Regions from separate parts of the Homo sapiens genome. Here regions 1 and 2 are each linked to region 3. The links are chromatin contacts, found by Hi-C in ENCODE. All regions are on one chromosome and are shown on one strand. Each heading gives the region's core, a stretch centred on a gene start or an enhancer-like site at or near the end of the contact. The rest is flanking DNA. Distances are from core to core; before and after follow the strand shown.

Region 1 (2,815 bases), core at 276-2,775, 480 kb before region 3:
GCAAGGAAACAAAAATAAATCAAACTGTATTCAAAGTCCTTATCACAGTGAATGATTTGGGCTATTCAATAGCCCAAAACCATTTGACCATTTGGGCTATTGAATAGTCCAAACCATTTGCACCTCCAAAATGTAAAACTATGATAGTCTCTTACTATTGAAAAATGAAAGGGAGAAGGAGTTACATAAATGAGAAACAGGAATTTCTAATCAACCAAATGTTTGTGACATCAATTTTTCATCTATAAATTATATTTTTTAGAAAATATTTTTAAATATTTCTCTGCAAGTATTTCCAGTTCACACGATCTTGTTGGTGTCAGCAGAGAGAGGCATAAATCTCAAAAGGCAGTGAGATGTGTCATATTTTAGCCTAAGTCATTTTCTATGAAACAGACTGTGTTTTTCCACTATTGTTAGTTGTGCCTGTTTTTCAGTTACTAAAAAAACTTCATGTTTATGATCTTTATAAATAATTGCAAAAAAACTATAAAGTTGTTTCTCATGTTTATTGTCACACAAGATGCTCTAACTACATGGAGAATAATGCAGACTGGAATGCTTCCATTAAGTGGGCACAACCAGATCAAGAAGCTCTAGACAGTCTTCAGAAAAAAGGAGAAGGCGGGGCGCGGTGGCTCACGCCTGTAATCCTAGCACTTTGGGAGGCCGAGGCAGGCAGATCACAAGGTCAGAAGTTCAAGACCAGCCTGGCCAATATGGTGAAACTCCATCTCTACTAAAAATAAAAAAATTAGCCGGGCATGGTGGCACGTGCCTGTAGTCCCAGCTACTCAGGAGGCTGAGGCAGAAGAATCGCTTGAACCTGTGAGGCAAAGGTTGCAGTGAGCCAAGACTGCTCCACTGCACTCCAGCCTGGGTGACAGAGCAAGATTCTGTCTCAAAAAAAAAAAAAAGAAAGAAAGAAAAAAGGAGAAGCACCAGTCCACTCTAATTTAGGTTAAGGAAGATTCTGGGCTACCATGCATGACGTATTTAGTTTCAGGTATCAAAATAATAATGAGTCCAAATTTATGATGAAATGTTGAATAATAAGTGAAACATTCCCCATTGTAACTCAAATGCTTTCACGTTCAAGATATTAATATACCCCATATGAGGAAGCCAAATGGAGTCCCTAAAAGAAAAGGATGAGCATTTGGCTTTAAAGTGAGTGCACTCTGTTTGCCTTATTCCAGCTGGAATACACAGGTAATTATGCCTGGAAGTCGCAAAAGGTTTCCCCATGGGAGCTGTAAGTGCTTTAAAAACATGGGCTAATCCACCTTTATAACATCCCCAGGCTGCAGAGACAGGCCTCATACTTGGTGAGACACAAAAAAGTTCAAGTGATTTTCCTGAAGTTAGGTTTTCAGATGGGAATTTATATGTTCTGGCTCAACACTGAACCAGAAGATTGAAACAGACCACTAGAAATGAAGGGTGTTTCAGCATGAGTCAAAGTCTCTGATGAAAGGTTGGCAAATTCACAAGATGTCAGACCCCTCGGCAGAATTATTGGTGGCCACAGGAAGTCTTGAAAGAATGGCTCTTTGCTTACTCAAAAGGAAGTAAGAGCTATGTTAACAACCAAAGAAGTGTTCATACTCTAGATATGCATTTGTAATGTGTTTAGGTCCTCAATTTGAAATAAAAGTGGTTGAGTACGTTGCTCATGTGCAATTATAAAACAGATAACAATTTTATACTTGATTTATGTCAGATATTCAGTTTGTATTTCAACTCTAATTCTCAGATCATACTTAAGTATGTGATTAAGTGATTAATCAAGCCTAAGTATGTCTGGCAAGGAAGTCAGTATCTGCCCTTAACTGTGACTAGTTTAAATAAACCCCTTTTCAGAAATCACATTTTTCCAGGCTGTTTTTTTTTTAAACCGATAGACCATCTCGAACTTCACATGCATCTTAAATCCTGGGACACCAGTACAAAATTTACATCCAAACACAATCCTGCACTACATACTTACAGAAGCTTTATTCATAATTGCCAAAACTTGGAAACAATCAAGATAGGTAAATGGAAAAACAAACTATGTTACATCAATGGGTAAATGGAGAAACAAACTATGGTACATCCATACAATGGAATACCACTCAGTGATAAAATGAAATGAGCTGTCAAGCCATGGAAAGACATAGAGGAACCTTAAGTGTATACTGCTAAGTGAAAGAAGCCAGTTTGAAAAGGCTACAGACTATTTGACTTCAACCATATAACATCTGGAAAAGGCAAAACTATGGAGACAGTAAAAGGATCAGTGGTTGGCAGGAGCTCAGGGCAGAGAAGGAGAAATGAATAACAGGTGAAGCACAGGGAATTTTTTAGGGTACTGAAACTATACTGTGTGATACAGTAATGGTAAATACATGTCATTCATTTGTCAAAACCCAGAGAACGGCACAACACAGAGTGAACCCTAATGTAAACTATGAACTTTAGTTAATAATAGTGAGTCAATCTTGGTTCATGAATTATACTAAATGTACCATATTCACGCAAAATATTAATAACAGGGGAAACTGGAATAGGGAATGAGAAGTAACATGGGAACTCTGTACTTTCTGTTCAATTTTCCTGTAAACTGAAAGTTGAGCCCCCTCCCACCCAAAAAAAGCCTATTAATTTTTTTAAAAAACTGACAGGCCTTCCCAAACTTTGTATGCATCTTAAATCCTGGAACATCCATCAGGAATTCTATCTGATGGAGAGTTCTTACGGTGAACTTATTTTTTAGTGAAATGATGAGTTCTAAAAAGCAAAGTTTCAGTCACTTTACATTGAAAAAGACTTT
Region 2 (2,700 bases), core at 88-2,587, 430 kb before region 3:
CAGAAGGGAAAGTGAACATTACTTCAATTATTCCCTTAAAATGATGAAAGCTCCTTTAAGACGCTGATGAGACCTAAAGAAATTAAGCTTGCAAAACTGAAAGCAAACTGCTGGTTCCAATATCTTGTAATTATGCCTTTTATAAGTTTTATGACAAGAATAATAAGAGTTAAGAGTGTTTGGAACTAGGCCGGGGACGGTGGCTTATGCCTGTAATCCCAGCACTTTGGGAGGCCAAGGCGGGTGGATCACTTGAGATCAGGAGTTTGAGACCAGCCTGACCAACACAGTGAAACCCTGTCTCTACTAAAAATACAAAATTAGCCAGGCAGGTGGCGCATGCCTGTAATCCCACCTACTTGGGAGGCTGAGGCAGGAGAATCACTTGAACCCAGGAAGCAGAGGTTGCAGTGACCCAAGATCGCACCATTGCACTCCAGCCTAGGCAACAAGAGCGAAACTCCATCTCAAAAAAAAAAAAAAAAAGTGTTTGGGACTATAAAAAATAGTCTCAAACACTCAGGACTGGAATCTATGGTCCAGTCCTGAGAAAACTCTGACCCACCTTGGCTTCACTGATTTCAATGATTGCTATGGTTCCTAATAGGAGAAGCCATCCCAATCACAACCCAGCAATATAAAAATTTCTAAATTGATGACTCAAATTCCAGTCAGAAGGAAAATAGGCATAATGTACTGCAGCTGAGCCCATTTTGCACTTGTTGAAGAAAATAGAGTAGTTAGGCTGTACAGAAAGACTTCCTACGTCAAAGGTCAGCGTCTTTTTTTATTTTTTTTTTATTTTTGAGACAGAGTCTCGCTCTGTCACCCAGGCTGGTGTGCAGTGGCACGATCTCAGCTCACTGCAAACTCTGACTCCCAGGTTCAAGCAATTCTCTTGCCTCGGCCTCCCAAGTAGCTGGGATTACGGGCACCTGCCACCACGCCTGGCTAATTTTTGTATTTTTAGTAGACACAGGGTTTCACTACGTTGGCCAGGCTGGTCTCAAACTCCTGACCTCAAGTGATCCCTCCCAAGGTGCTGGGATTGCCACCAGGCCCGGCCCAAAGGTCAGCTTTCAACAAATGAATTCAAACATGCAAATCAGAGCACTGCCCAGGAGGGAACACTAACCACCCTTACAGCAGAGACTTCCTACAGGCTATACAGCCTGCCACCAGGATGCAGGGTGCTCACAACGGAAAGAGGACACTACTCATGTTTTCCATTTCTGTAATATTCTGCCTTTTGAGAATTACAAATTGAAAGTGACTAATTCTCCCAAATGTCATACATCTTGCACTTTGTGACATGTACTTCCTCTCTGAATCTTTACAGCACTACGCAGACATTTGAGCCACTGTCTGGGACTAGACCTAATTATGATAATTATGTCTACCATAATTAGGGAGATGGTAAATATGATCAAACATTTATAAAAAGGAAAAACTGAAGCACAGAAAGTTTTAAGCATCAGAAAATTAAAACTAAATTTCCAATGAGAGAATTAAGGAGGTAGTGATGTTCTTTTTCAGCTATCTTAAATGCTGAATTTGAAATATAATGACTTTCTGGATTACTGGCATAATTAAAGAACAGTCTAACTTTTAGACCTCTTGCATGGAAGGTTCATAGCATCTAGGACTGGCAGATATGACCACAGTGAAAATAAAACAGTACAGAAAGTAATATAAAATCTTTTTTTTTTTTTTTTTTTTTTGAGACAGAGTCTCTCTCTGTCACCCGGGCTGGAGTGCAGTGGCACAATCTCGGCTCACTGCAACCTCCGCCTCCCGGGTTCAGGCGATTTTCCTGCCTCAGCCTCCCGAGTAGCTGGGATTACAGGTACCCACCACCACACCCAGCTAATTTTTATATTTTTGGTAGAGACAGGGTTTCACCACGTTGGCCAGGCTGGTCTCGAACTCCTGACCTCAAGTGATCCACCTGCCTCGACCTCCCATAGTGTTGGGATTACAGGCGTGAGCCACCGTGCCTGGCCTATAAAATCTTACTATAAGAGAGAGTGAGATTGAATCTCCACCCAGGCCCAGCCCTGTAAGATGCTGAGAGATGGTCAACCCATAAATGCCTGTGAGGCTGAACTAGATCAAGAGTCAGGCTGAGACCATATCCAGCCTGACATAAAACAAACGTCATTTGATGCATGAATCTTTGAACAGGGGAGTACTATGACAAGAAAGATGTTTTGGGAAGGCTGAGTGGAGGAATAAGATGGAGCAGTGATACCAATGAAGAGTTTATTGAACTAAAATAGGTAAAAGTGAAAAGGTTCTGAACTGAGATGGCAGCAGCTGCAATGATAATGAAGTCACGAAAATAAAAGATAACTGTTTGAAGCCAGGTGTGCTGGCTCACCCCTGTAATCCCAGCACTTTGGGAGGCCAAGACGGGTGGATCACCTGAGGTCTGGAGTTTATGACCAACCTAGCCAACCTGGTGAAACCCCGTCTCTACTAAAAATACAAAAATTAGCTGGGTGTGGTGGTGGGCGTCTGTAATCCCAGCTACCTGGGAGGCTGAGGCAGGAGAATCACTTGAACCCTGGAGGTGGAGGTTGCAGTGAGCCGAGATTGCGCCACTGCACTCCAGCCTGGGTGACAGAGTGAGACTCCATCTCAAAAAAAAAAAAAAAAAAACACACAAAGATAACTGTTTGATAAGAGTCAAAAGGTACG
Region 3 (2,700 bases), core at 53-2,552:
AGGATTAAGTGGCTCATGGTTCTTCAGGTTTTACAGGAAGCATGGTGCTGGCATTTGCTCAGCTTCTAGAGATCTGCTCCCATGTTCCAAACACCTCCCACAAGGTCCTACTTCCAACATTGGAGATTATATTTCAGCATGAGATTTGGGCAGGGACAAATATCCAAACTATATTCCCAGCATGGTGGGCAGGCTGGAACTAGGATTGGAGGCTTATGGTCACACTCAACTTTCAACTTTGCAAATTATTTCAGTTTCATTCTTACTCGATTCTATGCTGGGTAAAATTGGCCATCTCACAAAATGCTCAGAAAAACAAAAGGTGCTCTGGCAATGACAAACCCATGTGTCCTCCTTCCACTAGAAATGATTTTATGCCCTATAAATATCTTTCTCTATATTATCCAATATCCTTTAATTCCCTTTTTCCTCAATTTTCTTTCCTTTTTAAAAATTTATAATCTATTTCTTATTTCTGAAAAAAAACTTTTTCTTTAACATAATCGTGAAGCAAACAAGATACATCATTTGAAAAAACAAAACAGAAATGTAGAACAAGGAAGTTAGGCTAGATAAACACTAAGATTTCCTTTAGCTCATAAACTTAAATAATAAATCTTAGGCATTTTGTATTCAGCATCAATGAACTCCTTGAATAATAATGGAAAATATTTTTAATGATAAAATTATACAAACTATGTTTTTTGATGCTTTTTCATCCAATTGTAAAATTCTAAGAACATTTAAAAGGTATTTATGGGCTTGAAAAAACTGACATTCTTCTCTATTAAGTATCTTATTCATAAGAGGCCAAATCTTGATATTCAATAGAGTTTGTGCAACACAGCAAACAAGGAAGTGGAACAATGCAAAGAAAACAAATTCATCACTCCCCTGCCTCCCTTGCCCCACACCTTGGAGTCACTGAATACTTTTTCTTTGAAGTCTAGAAAAATCTCTTCTTGCATGATTTGATTGGTGCCTTCCCTAGATATTTTGCATTTACTTTCCCTGCATTCAGTTGAATATTTTCATGAAAAATAGAGCCTTGTTCAAAAACATTTGTTTTTGCAACTGTGAAAGATCTAGCAAAAGCACTGGTAATTTTAGTGATTTTCTAAAATCACACAGCAGAGTTTTTGTCATTGGAAATACACTACTGGAAATACAAAGTTTTCTTAAGTCATGTAGGAACATCAAAAGGACCAAGCTGATGCAATATTCACATAACAATTGTTTGATGAAAGCAAGGGAATTTCCAGTCAACCATTTCTAACCACACTTCACCTGGCTAACATTAGGGCTATTTGACTTTTTAATTCTATTTGCATTAAGAAAGGCAAGCCAAGAGAGAATCAAGAGTCAATTTGTTTCATAACTTTCCTTGCATGATGCTGTTCTTTTTCTCTGTTTCTCACTCTAGCTTCCCTCTTGTTGACAGTTCATCTCACATAGGCTGTTTATAATGGAGAAGAAATTATCTTTCAGGATAAAGGCAGAATGCCAAAGTGGGTGGCAAACTTTTGGCAGTATTCTGGGTTTTCTTAAACACAATGCACATTCTTTTTCCTTTATCCCCTTAGAAGCGAAAAATGAAACTCACCAACTTTTATGGAACAAATTTAGTTCAGCCTTCAGCTGACCTAGTGTTCTTTTTTTCTGTAGTTACCTCATGTAGAAGATTCTTGAGCATTCTTGTGTAAGATTATTAAAAAATATATTTTGCTCCTTTTTTTTTGGTATGACTTTGCAGTATACCAGTGTAACTTAACAATAAAATTCCTCTTTTCATGTCACAAGTTTGGTTGCCCTAGTTTAAAATTATATGTTGAATTATGAAAATCAAGCATTTATTTACCAAGGAGAAAAGAGAATTCTACTTTGGAATTGTTTATATAGGCTTAGTGTAATTTCCCACTCATATTTTTTTCCTAACAAGTGGTCTGGAAAGCCATTCCTCCTCTACTAGTGATATTATACAAATGTAAAGAAAATCTGAAATCATTTTTATTTTCACTGACTTCTCATGAATGAATCCCAATTTCTGTATTATTTGCTGAAAAGAATGAAAAGATTGATTTTGTCAAAATGCACTACTGTGAGGAAAGAAACGTGGTTTGCGATTGAATAATAGAGTAAAATACTGGCCTATATTAAAATAGTTGGCCTTAAAGAAAATTCGGAGAGACTAGATTTGGATTGTACATATAAAAACAATATGTTATTTCTCTAGCCTATGTAATATAGATTTAGAAAACTAGTTAAGTATAGAAAGCTTAGGCAATAATGGGCTATTTTGTAGTTGCATTTCAAGTTTTTGAAACAATTTTCATTAAGTTTCACATTAGATTTGCTTTTTGTTAAGTTAAAAAATAAATCTCTAAAAGGAAGAAATGGTGGCTGTTCACTCAAAAGCATATCTCACTATCTTGACTAGTCCATGGGATTTTAATAGTTATTCTGGAAATACTTTTGAAGAGGAACTATCAATGAAGTTTTGCTTAATTGTTAGGGCTGGGTATCTAAAAACTGAAGTGAAACCCAGAGATGGGTCAGGAAGTCGTAGTGGTGACTAACAGAGGTGACTAATGGAGGTGTCAGATTGTTCATGGCCTTCTGTGCCACCAGAAAGAATTTTGCCATAAAGTATTTATGAGCAGTCATTGAACAATGCCTGGATGTGGGTTTTTAAGTGTCTCT

Evidence for each region. Hi-C counts contacts between places; a loop is a spot of excess contacts on that map. Pooled maps may share reads with other maps.
Region 1: a map with no recorded cell type shows a loop between it and region 3 (2.7-fold over the local background). The contact joins two enhancer-like sites. A Hi-C loop is called at or near these places in 5 of 37 single-sample maps with no recorded cell type.
Region 2: a pooled map shows a loop between it and region 3 (8-fold over the local background). The contact joins two enhancer-like sites. A Hi-C loop is called at or near these places in 3 of 37 single-sample maps with no recorded cell type and 7 of 50 pooled maps.

The regions. Positions count from the first base shown.
Region 1 is chr7:90,654,486-90,657,300 of GRCh38, reverse strand. All of the region lies in intron 2 of CDK14 (cyclin dependent kinase 14), which reads right to left. Among named protein-coding and RNA genes, the nearest start is that of CDK14, 60 kb to the right of the region's middle. Within about 2 kb of position 1,525, at least 5 of the 41 ENCODE cell types and tissues checked have a DNase peak (open chromatin) inside an H3K27ac peak, as active enhancers do.
Region 2 is chr7:90,611,793-90,614,492 of GRCh38, reverse strand. The region is part of intron 2 of CDK14 (cyclin dependent kinase 14); the gene reads right to left. Among named protein-coding and RNA genes, the nearest start is that of CDK14, 17 kb to the right of the region's middle. RefSeq lists an enhancer at 1,283-1,402. Within about 2 kb of position 1,337, at least 5 of the 41 ENCODE cell types and tissues checked have a DNase peak (open chromatin) inside an H3K27ac peak, as active enhancers do.
Region 3 is chr7:90,179,018-90,181,717 of GRCh38, reverse strand. All of the region lies in intron 2 of STEAP2-AS1 (STEAP2 antisense RNA 1), which reads left to right. Among named protein-coding and RNA genes, the nearest start is that of STEAP1, 26 kb to the right of the region's middle. RefSeq lists an enhancer at 985-1,486. Within about 2 kb of position 1,302, at least 9 of the 41 ENCODE cell types and tissues checked have a DNase peak (open chromatin) inside an H3K27ac peak, as active enhancers do.